Regions from separate parts of the Mus musculus genome. Here region 2 is linked to region 1. Evidence: chromatin contacts called from ENCODE POLR2A ChIA-PET data. All regions are on one chromosome and are shown on one strand. The core of a region is the stretch at or near the end of the contact, and the rest is flanking DNA. Distances in the headings are between cores, read along the strand shown. Region 1 holds the start of Thrap3 (thyroid hormone receptor associated protein 3). Region 2 holds the start of Sh3d21 (SH3 domain containing 21).

Region 1 (6,618 bases), core at 2,313-4,812:
AACCCACGTTCTTATAATTTATTTATTTAGTTTTTAGTTTTTCAAGACAGGGTTTCTCTGTGTAGTTCTGTGTAGTCCTGGCTGTCCTGGAACTCACTTTTTAGACCAGGCTGTCCTGGAACTCAGAAATCCACCTGCCTCTGCCTCCCAAGTGCTGGGATTATAGGAGTGCACCACCACTGCCCAGCTTATTTCTGTGTTTTTAAGGAGACCAAAATATTCCAAAATTGTCACTATATCTACCTCCAGAGTATGAACAGCCACACTCAGGATTCTTAGGTACTAGAGATTGAAATCAGCTTTATGTATGATAGGCTCTGTACCAATTGAGTTACATCCCTATCCTTGAGACCCTGCCTTTAAAAGAGAGGTGGGGCTGGCGAGATAGCTCAGTGGTTAAGATCACTGGCTATACTTCCAGAGAACCCAGCTTCAACTCCCAGACCAGGGGATCCCACTGCCTCTCCAGCATCCTCAGGTGCTGCATGCCCATGGCTCACAGACAGACAGATATGGAGGAGGCAAAATACCCACACACACAAAGTAAACAGGATTTTAAAATTTTGGAAAAGAGGAATAGGAGCTGTGAGATGGCTTAATGAGTAAAGGTGCTTGCTGCCAAGCTTGGTGACCTGAGTTTGATCCCTGGAACCCCAGGACAGAAAGAGACACATGACTCTGACTCTGGCAGGTTGTTCTCTGACCTCCAGTGTGTGCTGTGGCATCAGTGCATCTGTAAATAAATGTCTGTTTAAAAGGAGTGATAAATTGTTCTCTGAGATGAGCTCAAAGTCTAGTAAAGGATGCTCAGGGCCGGGTATGGTAAGAACTTGTGAGGTAGAGGCAGGTGGATAGCTAAGTCTGAGGCCAGCCTGGGCTACAGAGTGAGTTCCAGGACACCAGGGCTACCTGAGAAACCCTGTCTTGAAAAACCCAAACTATTCAACCAACCAACCAAACAACCAAGCAAACAAAAAACAATCAGTCAACCAACCATAGGATGGAGACACACACATCACATCAAATTAATTAGAAAGTGCTCTAGAGAAGGGAAGGAAAATTTAGTTATAGACAGGCTAAGCTTGACACTCCTGTGGGAAGTCAGGAAGCATGGTAGCTCCCAGACATTTAGAAATGAGAGTTAAGCAGCTAATCACATCAATGGATGTAAAGGCGCTGTGAACACAGGGGATCAGTGGAGGAGAGTAGGGGACTTGACGAGACTGGATGAGAAGAGAGGGTGAGGACCAGACCCCTGCGACAGTTTCTGGGCCAGTGAAGAGGCAGATGGTACTCGTCTAGCTTATCAGTGTGTTTGCAGTATTTTGCACTAGGCATGGCATGTAGTAGACATCCAGAAAACCTGCAAACTGAAGTTTAAATCGAAACCGAACGTCTCAAGAGGAATTACAGAGTATGCAGCTCACAGGAAATGCTTCACAAGTGGGGAAGTATGAATTACGTAGAATACTACTGAGGCCAGAGAGCTTACAGATTGAGTTGAGCTTGGCGACTTTTCTCTCGTGAGAAAAGTTTACCGATCGATGTGTGTTTTGTCTGCTTTGGCCTGGTATGTGGAGAAATTCATCAACACTCATCATCCCTGCTGGGGCTGCTCTGGTGCTGCTGTTGGTGTTGGTATGCATGACAAAAGCTGATGCACATGAGAACTGGCTCGTCTTGGGACAACCAGATCTTGGGGTACAGAATTTAGCATTTAATACCAAACCAGACCGACCCTAACATCTGTTCTCAAAGAGCTCACAGTCTGCTGGTGACAAAACAGGTGCTTTAGTAATTATAGGTGTAGTCCCTGGGCAGCACACCTAAGGAACTGTCTAAATGGCGGCAACTGCTTTCCCACCTCAGCCATCACGAAGTACCACCACAGCTGGGGCATCAAGTCTCCAGTGTCCGTCAGGTCAAAGCCGCCTGCAGCTGGGAAGGTCTTCCTGTTCTAATCCATGGGCTCAATACAGGAAAGAGGGTGGGGGAAAGCCACCAATCCCTGAGCTCCCCAAGTTCAGGACTTGAGATCCCACCAATCCTTACTCCGGAAATCTCTGCATGCCCTGAAAAGCCCCGCCTCCGAATAAATCCTATATATATAACCCCTGTCCTTCGTTCACTTGCCAGGAGCAGAAACAGCCACTACTCTTCGAGTCTTTGTTCTGTACCCCAAACCCTCCCAATAAATCTGCTTTATGAGATTTGCTGCCTGGTATGGCTTTCTCATTGGAAGAAGCTAAGAAGAAAAGAAGCCATGAAGAGAAGAAGAGAAGAAAGATCAGGGCTGAGGCTCCCGAGCTGCAATGCCTCTGCTGAAGAGGCTTCCTCTCAGAGCGTAGCGGTTCCTGGGCCTTCCGAATCCCTGGATACCCTTCCTTCCATCTGAACAGGAACAGTTTCAATAGCTACAGCAGTACAGTAGCTCGTAAATGCATGACAGAAAAGGTGACGTTTGAACGCTTACATGTGCAGGATTCACTAAGGCAAGCAAGTGCAGAGAAAACCAAACTGCTCTAAAAAACCTTAGTGACCATGTGAGAAACAGCCTCGTAGTGACTTAACATCTGTAAGCTCAGCAGTCATGAATGAGGCTGAGACGAAAAGGCTGCCTTGAGTTTAGGGGACGGCCTGTGCTACCCGGTGATTTCCAGGACAGCTTGGCATACAACGGGAGATTCTGTTCTAAAAATTAAAGTTAACAAAAAACAAAAAAAAACAAAAAACAAAAACCAAGGAGAAAACACAAATCCCAGGGTTTCACTTTCCAGGACATTTGTGGTTCCACAGGTACTAATATACTTCCTGGGCCCATGTTCTTAAAAAACTTCTCTGGGCCAAGTTTGAGGCCAGCCTGCTCTACCTAGAGTATTTCAGTATACCGAGAACCCTGTCTAGAATCCCCGCTCCCCATGAAAAAAATCCCCAAACTAAAAACCTCTTTGGGCTCTTATTGCCATTAAATGGGACAGGAGGTGGCTGTAGGAGAGACCGAGATCCAACGGACTTCTGGGTCCCCTGAGATCACACTATCAAAACAACTCTTCTCCATTTTGCGTTGCGTTTTCTGGGTTCCGGGTGATCAAGTGCCTTCCTTTGTCGGGGACCTCCCAACAACTCTGTGAGGTACAAATTATGAGCCTCACTTTATACAACGATCTGTTCAAGGTCAGAAAGCAGGGGAAGGGTAAGGCACAGAACGAATGCCAAGAGGCCTGATGGCCACCAAACTAGAGACTTTCCGGGGACGTAAGCAGAAGACGAGTGGGTGGGGCTCGGGCCCTCCCTCAGTCCCCCGGAGAGGCCTCTCCAAAATGGTGGGGGCAGTGGCGTCAGCAACGCCCGGGCCCCTTCCGTCCACCTCCCTCCCTCTTCCTCAGGCCACCCAGGCGGGAGCGGGGGGAGGGGGGAACGGAGGCGCAACGCAGTCGCCCACGTGACCGCCGATCTTCGGGCGCGTGACGCAAAGCGGCGGGCCCAACGCTCGCTCTGCCTTGTGGGAAATAGAGTTCGAGAGGACGTCCGGTGAGTCAGGAGAGAGAAACCTAGGACTACATTTCCCAGGAGGTAGCGGAGCGAGGCGGTAGCCGCCGTCGTCGGAGAGCGGGGACGCGGGGCGCGCTAGCGGGCGGGGGCGAGCTTCGGGCCGGTTGTGCCGTTGCGAGATTGCAGCTGTAGTCGCTCCGGCCGGTCAAGGTGAGTGGACGCAGTTGATGGGAGTGAGGACAGCTCAGCTAATCTCTGTGTGTTGGGGTTTTCCTCTTTTCTGGGCGCCGGCTGGGCCCCGGCGAGGGTTAGGCCTAGCGTGCGGCGGCTTCCTCCACGCTCGGCCCGGGCCTGCTCCGAGCGGGCCCTGCTCCATCGGCTCCTCCCCCTCCCCGCCCTTCTCCGCTTCCCTCCGCTCCGGCCTAGTTCTCCGGGCTCCGGCCGCCTTCTCTCTGAAACAGCTTGCACACTTCTGTGCACTGTGCGGGAACGACGGCTTCCACCAACTCCATCTCCCCCCCGCCCCCCAAATCCTGTTTTACGAACCTCGTTATTTGAATTTTTTTTTTCCGGGAACTCTTGCACGCCCTTCCCCCACCAGTCTCCATTGGCCTGGTTCTGTCTTCTAGGGCCCATGTGGCTGCTAGCACACTAAATGTTAGTACTTCTTCTGTGTTTGTTTTTTTTTTAAACTTGTTTGTTCTTTTGTTTTGTTTTCTTCCTCTCTTGGCCAAAAGAGGCCTATTCCAAGTTTATTTCCTATCGGAAAAATAGTTCCCACTTTCTTCCTTTGGTTGCAAGTGAGGCCGACTTGCGTTCCTTCGGTGATTGGCGTGTGCCCTGCTGGTGAGAAGCAGTTGTGTCCCACACTTAAACAACTTTTCTCTTATTTTCTTTGCTCTTGTGATTCTTAATGGGTGGAGCGTGGCGGCGGTAGTTGGCGGCAACATTGGTGGCCCAGAAGTTGGAAGCCATCGGTGAGAGTCCTATGTTAACGAGGAGCTTGCTAATTGGATAGAAACAATATGGCAAGGACGTTATAGGACAGAGCCAAGAAAGACGGCTTTATCAGCTTTTGCGTTTAAATTTCAGTTTTTACTTTAACGTACTTAAGTTTTTTTGTTTTTTTTTTTCTTTTTCTAAAATGGCAGTGCACAACCCTGGCTACCTTTAGTGTAAATATTCAACGAAATTCACTGACGGTTAACCCCTTGTTACCGGGTATGGGAGTTTTCGATTGTGGGTCCTAAGTCGAAAGGCATGTATCCAACTGTCTTTTTTCAGATCTTTCCTAGTTTTGTTTGTGGAAATACTGTCCGTGTGTAGTCAATCCTATTATTTAGACAGCTTAGGTGTATATATTATTCTGTATAAATGTTAAAGACGGCTGGTGCCTTGAAACTTGTGGAGAAAAGTTGGTCTTTGTAGTTTTTAGTTAATTTGCAGATGTGTATCTTGAATTAATATTAGTACTTAGTGAATCAAAAAGTAATGCAGCGAGCTTGCTTTGGCAGCACACATACTAAAATTGGAACGATACAGAGAAGATTAGCAATGGCCCCTGCGCAAATGCAGCTATTTTGGCATGATTGCTTTTTTTTTTTTTTTTTTTTTTAATTTTTGTTTTGCCTAAGACAAGGTCCAGGCTGGCCTCTGAACTCTGTATGTAGCTGATACTGGCCTTGAACTCTTGAGCCTCCTACCTCTACCTTAGAGCGGCTTTTGCCCCTACACCCAACTTGTTTTTGTGTGTGTTGTTTTGTTTTTTGAAGACAGGGTCTTACTGTGTATCTCTGGTTGACCCAAGATTCCAGCCTCCCACTGCCTCGCAAAGGTGAGCCCACCACTCTGGTTTGATTACATTTTGTAAAAAGAACTGGTTGAAGGTTACTACATGTCTGGATGGCTGGGTGTGGTGGTTCTTGTCTTTAATCATAACACTCCGAGGCAATGGTAGGCAGGTTTCTGAGTTCCAGGCCAGCTAGAACTACATAGTGAGAACTTGTCTCAGGAGTGGGGTGGTGGGAGGAGGGGAGAGAGAGAGGCACAGACAGATACAGAGACAGAGAGACACACACAGAACACACTTAATACAAATATCATTTGTTTTTCAGTTCTTTTAGTACCCATGTAGGATCTCTAGTTTTAGAGATTGATTTAGTCTCTAGGTAGGGCCTCTCCTGCCTCTGTCTCTTGAGTGTTGGTGATTGCTGAGGTGAACAGTCACACTTAGTAGGATTGGTATTTTAGTCTGCAGACTAAATACAGCCCTGTTAGAAAGGGGTGCTAGTAATTGTTAGTGCTCCAGTATGCAGCATGTATCTTTGCTACCAAGTGTGGTTACTTTGGAGTTTGGATTGTTTAGTGAGATTATGGGTCACATTCTTGGGGTGTAGTTCAGTGATAGAGAGCTTTTTAGAATACTGGTTTTCCTTAGTGCAAAAGTAAGAAAGAAAAACTATGGTGAGCTGGGCCAGATAGACCTGTGTGCTCTACCCAGGACTTGAGAGACAGAAACAGGTGGATCTCTGAGTTCAAGGTCAGCCTGGTCTAGGCAGCTGGGCCTGTGTAAAGATCCTCCCTTCAAAAATCCAAAACTATAGAAAATGAAAAGTGACCTGCTTTGTATTGGTTATTTTTTGGAAAAAACTCTTGGAGTGTGTCCAAGATTTGCACAGAAGAGGTATTAGGCTGCCTGAGGAGCACAAACTTAAGTTTATTTTAGTCGTCTCCCTCTCCCCCCTTGAGACAGGATCTCTGAGACTAGTCTGTCCTAATGCTATCTCCAAGACATCAGTCACCATGCTTTTATATAGTTTATATTGGACAGATTTTTAAAATGCTACCTTGCTTCTTTGGAGAATTATGAGATCCTGAATTGAAGGAAATGTAATTATGCTATCGGTCAAATACTAGATTTTGGTGGATTGCTTCATACTTATCAGGGTCAGTGAACTGACTGATGTGACTGTGAGTGGGTGAATGGTTCAGTAGTGCCTGGTAGCCTACGTATTCCCAGCATGTGTTGAGGCCCGTGAATACAGTGCAGGAAGCCAAGGCCAGTACGATTACCAGTTGAAGTACTGCCTGGCAGCTGATATGTACACCACGTTGCCCTCTGCCTCT
Region 2 (6,618 bases), core at 2,410-4,909, 39 kb after region 1:
TTTCAAAAGAGAAGCCGGGAAGAAGAGTGGGATCCAGAGTACACGCCCAAGAGCAAGAAGTATTACTTGGTAGGTGTCTGGGACTAACCAAGAAGGGCAGGAAGCCTTTTTGTACATGGTGCTCATTTGAAGGCCTTAATTGGTCTGTTTGACCTTGTGCCTAAATGTGCATGCAGGCTCAGAGCACTGTGGCTATGTTAGTATAGTGCAGCCTCTTCTCCCGGGGGCTAAGTCAGTTTTGGTTCTTCTAGGTGGTTATGGATTCCAAAACAAGAAAGAAATGTTACTGTTGCCCTTCCTATCCTGTGATCTCTGACTCCTCCCTCACCCACAATCTCTGTCACCCTCTGCTACTGGATTGATAAGAAAGGCAGTTCTAGACATGTTTGAGGAGAAAAGGAGGTTACGGTAATGAAATGCAGCTGAGAGTTTGTCTCACCTCAGTTGTGGGTCCTTCTCTCTCCTCTGACTGTTACCTAGTCAGGAACTCTTGACCTTGTTGTGATTCAGCAGGCCTAGATCCAAGCCTGTGTGACTCTTGAGGGTTGTGTCCAGTTGCTCCGAGCCAGTTTGAAGCTTCTAGAAGACATAGGTGTGGGGTTGTTGTGAAAGGAGGGCCCTATAAAGGCCCTTCCCTGCTTCTGTTTTTCACCTGAGGGAGCATTGCCCATCTGATCTGGTCTGGTTGTTGTGGCACATTGCGACCTTGGACAGAAGCAGCTGGCAGCTTGGCTGACCTTCAGGAGCTAAGACTTTGGCTTTTGAGTGTGGTACTTGTACTGTGAAGTATGTTTCTAGTCATTAGGTGAGGTTGTTAAGTACAGGCTTTCAAAATGATACATTCACTCTCCTTTTTGTTCTCTCTGCTGAGGAGACGTCAGAACTGGGGCTGTTCAAGGTGTAGGCTGCTTTTCCTCCTGTGAACACATTGCCTCCTTAATACAGCTGAAGAGAGAGGCACAACAAAAGGGCAGCCTGGGGTGGGAGGTTTGGAAGTGCTTCCCCTCATGTATGTCTCTGCCAGCTCTTCTTTCTCTAATGGCCCAGTTCCATCTCATATGTTAGTATAACTTTCAAAATTCTTTTGAACAATGGTATTGTAAATACTAATAGTATTTACATAATGGTAGTGGTGGGGTAGGTGGGGTTAAATGAGATGATGCCTCTTGGTCGGTCTGCGTTTTGAAGGTGTCACTGTGCAGTGTTTGTTCTGTTGCATTAGTTCTTGGAGTTCCTTAGTTACAGCAGGGATGTTCCTCGGTCTGAGCCTGTGGGAGCTTTGAGTGGGAGAAGGGCAGAAAAGAAGGCTGCGGGAGGCATAGGCGCTCTGGCCTGTGGATGGGTAGAGTGCTAGCACTGATGCCAGTCTTCTTCCCTTGCAGCATGACGACCGGGAAGGCGAGGGCAGCGACAAGTGGATGGGCCGAGGCCGAGGCCGAGGAGCCTTTCCCCGGGGGCGGGGCCGGTTCATGTTCCGGAAGTCCAGTACCAGCCCCAAGTGGGCCCATGACAAGTTCAGTGGGGAGGAGGGAGAGATAGAAGACGACGAGAGTGGGACAGAGAACAGAGAAGAGAAGGACAGTTTACAGCCCTCAGCTGAGTAGGGGCCGCTCTTGATGGAGCCCTTGCCCGGGGAAGAAAGGCGCTGGGAGAGGCTGGTGGAGCTAAACAAGGAGCCTCAAGAAGATCCTGAAAACGCCACCCCACAACCCACTTGCCACACAGAATCCATCCCACGACAGCAGAGTGTCCCTGGTGCCATCCGTCTCACTGGACAGAGGACAGGACGTTGCCACCGAGCCTAGATGAGACCACACACTGGGCTCCTGCTGCTGCTGGTGGTGTGGGGGGTGGGCAGGGTAGGGAGAAGGATGCTGATGCTTGGACTTTGTTTTGGTTTTGTTGTCCCACCCCCACTCCCACCCCAATTAGAAACCAAGTTTTCTTCATTGCATTTCATTTGGAACTAAATGGGAATTTGGTTTTCAGTCTCTTCCTGTCCTGAGTTTTATTAAGAAATCCTTTTTTCTTTTTCTTCTTTTTAGGGGATATATAGTAATATTAGTGTAAAGATTTTAATTTGGGCAACTTTGACTCTTAAGAGAAAACAAAGCATGTGAATAAAAATTGAAGTGTTCACCTCAGTTTGGGACCAAACTGCTTGGATCTTGTACAAACCGGTTTTGTATGTTGAGGAGGAGTTTAAGGCCTTTCTGACCACCTCGTGTTCCCCTTTCTACACAGCCATGTATCCCGTGGAGTTGCTCCCAGCCTCCCCATGCACCCTGCTCTGTCTCATTTCTCCTGGGCTGGGCTTCCCATTCTCCACCAGCAGCTCCAGTGTCCCAACCTTTGTAGTCCTGCTGGTCTTCAGCAAGAGGAGTGGAAACTGGAGGGCAGTTTCTGGACGGTTTTCTAAGAAACTTCTGAATTCTATTATCTTTACAAATACAAGATGAGAAAATAATTTTTTCAATATTTTTTATTAATCTTTTTATAAAATGAAAAGAAACGCCTATGATTAAGGATGGTGGTTATGGCTGGGTGGTCTGTGGGGTTGTGTGTTTTTGGGTTTTTCCTTTTTTTTTTCTCTTTAACCTTACGTTTTGGGTTGAAACATTTTCAGATGTTGGGGGGCATCCTCATTAAAGGGTCCTTGTGCTTGCCTTCCGGGGCAGCGGTCCCCAGCAGGTGAACCGCTGCCTGCGCGCATCTGTTGGACGCCGACTGCACCCTCCTCCCTCCCCAGCCTTCGCTCTTGGGTTGTTGTGCATACTTCCCTTTACTTTGCTAATTTCAATAGTTATGTTGGTTTTACTTGAATGATTCATGTTTAGGGGAGAACAAAAAAACACCCTTAAATTTTTGTTTCAACTCCTCCTGCAAATAAAAACAATAAATGAAGTGGCAGATGTAAACGGACTGTGTTTGTTGCTTGTGTGAGTGACCCTGGGTTAATAGGTCCCATAGAATATACCATAGTTTTCGTCTCTGGGAAGAAGGACTTCTTGTTCTCAGTGGAGGCTGTGCATTCTGTGTTTTTGACTCCTCCAAGAACCAAACCTAGCTACCATGCCAGAAGTCAGGACTTTGGCTTCCTTGGTGCTGGGGCAGGGGTCAAGGCTGCAGTGAGCTGGCTCGGCCTTTATATGTTAACCCACAAGGAAGAGGTGAGCCTAGCCCAACTGGTAAACTGGGTGGACCCTAACCTTCAGACTCTTGCCAGCCCTTATTAAAAGTTGATTCTTGCTGCCTTTCCCCAAGGAGAATCTGCAGTAGTTATCAGAAATCCAACTAGGCCCCCAAGTGAGTCGAAGCTTCAGGGGGGGTTGAAGTTTGGAATATACCCGCCATAGCTTTTCAGAGACAGGAGCTAGTATCTCTATCTGGGGCCACTTTCCCAGGAATGGCCCCACCCTGGTATGTACCTCTTCCACCTTCCCCTGCAGCTAAGAACTTGCAAGCCAGAAGAGGGTGGGCCAGGAAATGTTATAAAAGACATAGAGTCTGGCCTAGGTTGGGAGACTTGGCTAAAGTAGAGCTCTTGGGGAAGCTGTTACCCCAGCCCTGGGCTGAGACCCTGGACTCCTCCTTCAAGAATTGGGGCCCAACCTGCTGAGCCAGGCCGCCCACTCCTACTACCTGGATCCTGACCTATGACTCGAGTCTCCGCCTCATCCACATCCAGTCTACCGCCTGGCGGCTTCGCCCGCCCTCCGAGCACCCAATGCCCAGCCTGACGGTCAGGCTGCGCAGGGAGCCCCAGAAGTCATGGGTATGTGTGTGGGGGTTCGGGGTGGGTTCTTCTAAACACTTTCCGAAGGGCAAAGTCCACGGACGTCCCCACAGCCTTTCTTAGCTCGCTTCCGCCCGTAGAGGTCCTGGTCCTGGCCAGATACCGAGCGCAGACGGAGGACGAGCTGAGTCTGGCTCCGGGGGACGTGATCCGGCAGGTGTGCGCGGGGCCCGCTCGGGGCTGGCTGCTTGGGGAGTTGCGGGGCCGCCGCGGTCGCTTCCCCAAGCGCCTGGTGCAGGTGAGGCCTGGTACGGGTATGGCTGCGCGGGGGAGCAGGAGCGGCCCTGGCCTCAGCCTCGGGCCTTGTGCCTAGTGCCGCCCCTATGTGATTTTCCCAGGAGATTCCGGAGGCCCTGCGGGGCGTCACCGAGTCCAGACCGCGCTTTCCGCGCCGTAGTCGCCGTGAGTCGGGCGCTGGGCCGGCGGGTGGGGCCTCACTGCCCGCGTGGAACATGACGGCTGTGGGTGGGGCACCCGCGGCTATTTTGCAGCCCCCTGATTGGCTTGAAGTACAATGCTCCGCTCGAGGGCGGGGCCTGAAGCTACTAAAGGGAGTTCTGGGGTCCAACTCTTCCCCAGTGCTGCAGACGGGGCTCCCTGCTCAGAGCTGCTTCCCTGCTTGTCTGGCCTAGGTCACCCCATCAACTCTCGGGACCCCCAAAGATGGTGCAGAGTGAACTTCAACTACAGCCCAGAGCAGGCAGACGAGCTGACGCTTCAAACTGGGGAGATTTTGGAAGTGATAAAGGAGGTGAGGGGTCCTGGGGGCACTTGGGGAGATGCTGCAGCTATTCACACAGAAGAAAGTGAAGTAAGGGTGGGGGCGATGGGAAGGGAGGCAGCTGGGGAGGATGTAGTCCTTGGGTAGAACCAAGGATGGACACCTCAGTTACTCTTGGACAGAACCAGATGCTCCCGCATCCTTCCCCTTCCCCAGATTGAGGACGGCTGGTGGCTGGGAGAGAAGAACGGGCAGTTGGGAGCCTTCCCATCCAACTTTGTGGAATTGCTGGACAGTGGGCCCCCAAGTGAGACCGTGACCCTGTGATCCCCTGGGACCAGACTCAGCAATCTTCAGCGATCTTCCCAGTGACCCTCCTGACCTCGTGACCCCTTTGGCCCCCTCCCTTGACCTAGCTAAATTAGCACCTCCCTAACACCATCGATTCTTCTTCTGCAGGCCTTGGAAATACAGACATACCGCCAATTACCCCAAATTCACAGAGGCCTCCTAAGGTAAATTGGGTCATGGTGGGCACAGCCAGCGAATTCTTTCCCCCCTGCCCCCAGAGCTGAGGATTGAACCCAGGGCCTTGGGCTTGCTAGGCAAGCGCTCTACCACTGAGCTAAATCTCCAACTCCCAGCGAATTCTTAAAATGGCTTGACACTTGTCTCATTCCCCCCTTTCTCTGCCCCCAATAGTTGAGCAACTTGACATATGACAGCCCTCCAGACTACCTGCGGACAGGTGAGCCCTCCCTCGGTACCAGATCTATGTGGGAGGTGAACTGGCTAGGTTGTTGGAGGGAGTCACTGGCTGCGGAGGGAAGGGCTACACACTAGAGTGACCTTCTTTTAGTCTCCTGCCCTGAGACCTGCAGGGTCCTATTTGACTACCAACCCGAGGCCCCAGATGAGCTGGCACTGCAGAAGGGGGACCTGGTGAAAGTTCTGAGAAAGGTATGAGAGGATTAGGAGTTACAGAAGAGTAAGGAGTGGGGCCCAGGCAAGAAGAACTTGAGCGATGCTCACCTCCCCCCACTGGCTTGTTTCCTAACCAGACAACTGAGGATAAGGGCTGGTGGGAAGGAGAATGCCAAGGCAGAAGAGGAGTTTTTCCTGACAACTTTGTCATCCCACCGCCCCCAGTGAGTATGGAGTCAGGTATGGGGAGGAGAAAGGAAAGGCAATTTAAAAAAAAAAAAAACCGGGAAACCGAGTATGGTGGTACATGCCTTTAGACCCAGCATTTGGGACACAGAGACCAGTGGATCCCTGAGTGTGAGGCCAGCCTGGTCTATAGAGCATGGATCCCTGAGTGTGAGGCCAGCCTGGTCTATAGAGCACGTTCAGGAGAACCAGAGTTACACAGCGAAGCCCTGTCTCAGAAGAGTAGGAAAAAGAAAAATCGGGGATCATGGATTTGCTAGGACACAAAATACTCTCAAAACATCTAGGGATAAGCGGAGGACATACGGCTCTGGGTTACAATGCTTCTTCAGACAGGGCCCTAGAGCCCATAAAAATGGCAAATGGGTGTGACAGCTCCTCTGTGTCTCAGGGCAAAACAGACCATAGCGGTGAGCTGTGTTTGATTGGGAGATTGATAGAAAGTGGGGTGTGGTGGCCTTTAATCCCAGCACTCGGGAGGCAGAGGCCGGTGAATATCTGAGTTCAAGATCAACCTGGTCTACAGTGAGTACCAGAACCACCAGGGCTACACAGAGAAACCATGTCATGAAAAACAAAGAAACAAACAAAAAAGAATTAGAAGAGGGATCAAAAAAGATTTCCTATATCAACCTCCTGTTGACACATGAGTATACCCATTTTACACACACACACACACACACACACACACACACACACCAAAACAACCGGGACTCCCAGCTAGAGGGTCACCCCTAAGATGAGACTGGACTTAGAATTGTTGGGACTTGTCCTTGGAGTCTAATATTTCTTTTTTGTGTAGATCAGGAAGCTGATCCCTCGGAAAATTATTTCTCGGGAATCAGGTGGGTGCCTGGGAGCATGGGGTGGAGGGGCTGTTCTATGGGCGATCCATCGTTTCTAGTTGAACATAAACACTTGTAGTCCCCCA

Evidence for each region. ChIA-PET counts read pairs that join two places held with the same protein, here RNA polymerase II (POLR2A).
Region 2: POLR2A ChIA-PET joins it to region 1 with 27 read pairs in embryonic stem cell. The contact joins the promoter of Sh3d21 here to the promoter of Thrap3 in region 1. POLR2A ChIA-PET finds 5 or more read pairs at or near these places in 4 of 5 experiments (Patski and embryonic stem cell).

The regions. Positions count from the first base shown.
Region 1 is chr4:126,199,654-126,206,271 of GRCm38, reverse strand. Thrap3 (thyroid hormone receptor associated protein 3) reads left to right here and starts at 3,562. Exons shown (of 12, transcript NM_001356455.1): 1 at 3,562-3,702. Gm25323 (a small nuclear RNA gene) reads left to right here and starts at 4,995; the gene lies at 4,995-5,097.
Region 2 is chr4:126,160,382-126,166,999 of GRCm38, reverse strand. It overlaps Sh3d21 (SH3 domain containing 21), which reads left to right and starts at 3,659. Exons shown (of 16, transcript NM_001162533.1): 1 at 3,659-3,775; 2 at 3,877-4,034; 3 at 4,135-4,198; 4 at 4,429-4,547; 5 at 4,734-4,824; 6 at 4,977-5,032; 7 at 5,220-5,265; 8 at 5,377-5,477; 9 at 5,579-5,665; 10 at 6,490-6,532. The coding sequence starts at 3,772. It overlaps Thrap3 (thyroid hormone receptor associated protein 3), which reads left to right. Exons shown (of 12, transcript NM_001356455.1): 11 at 1-69; 12 at 1,383-2,918. The coding sequence ends at 1,604.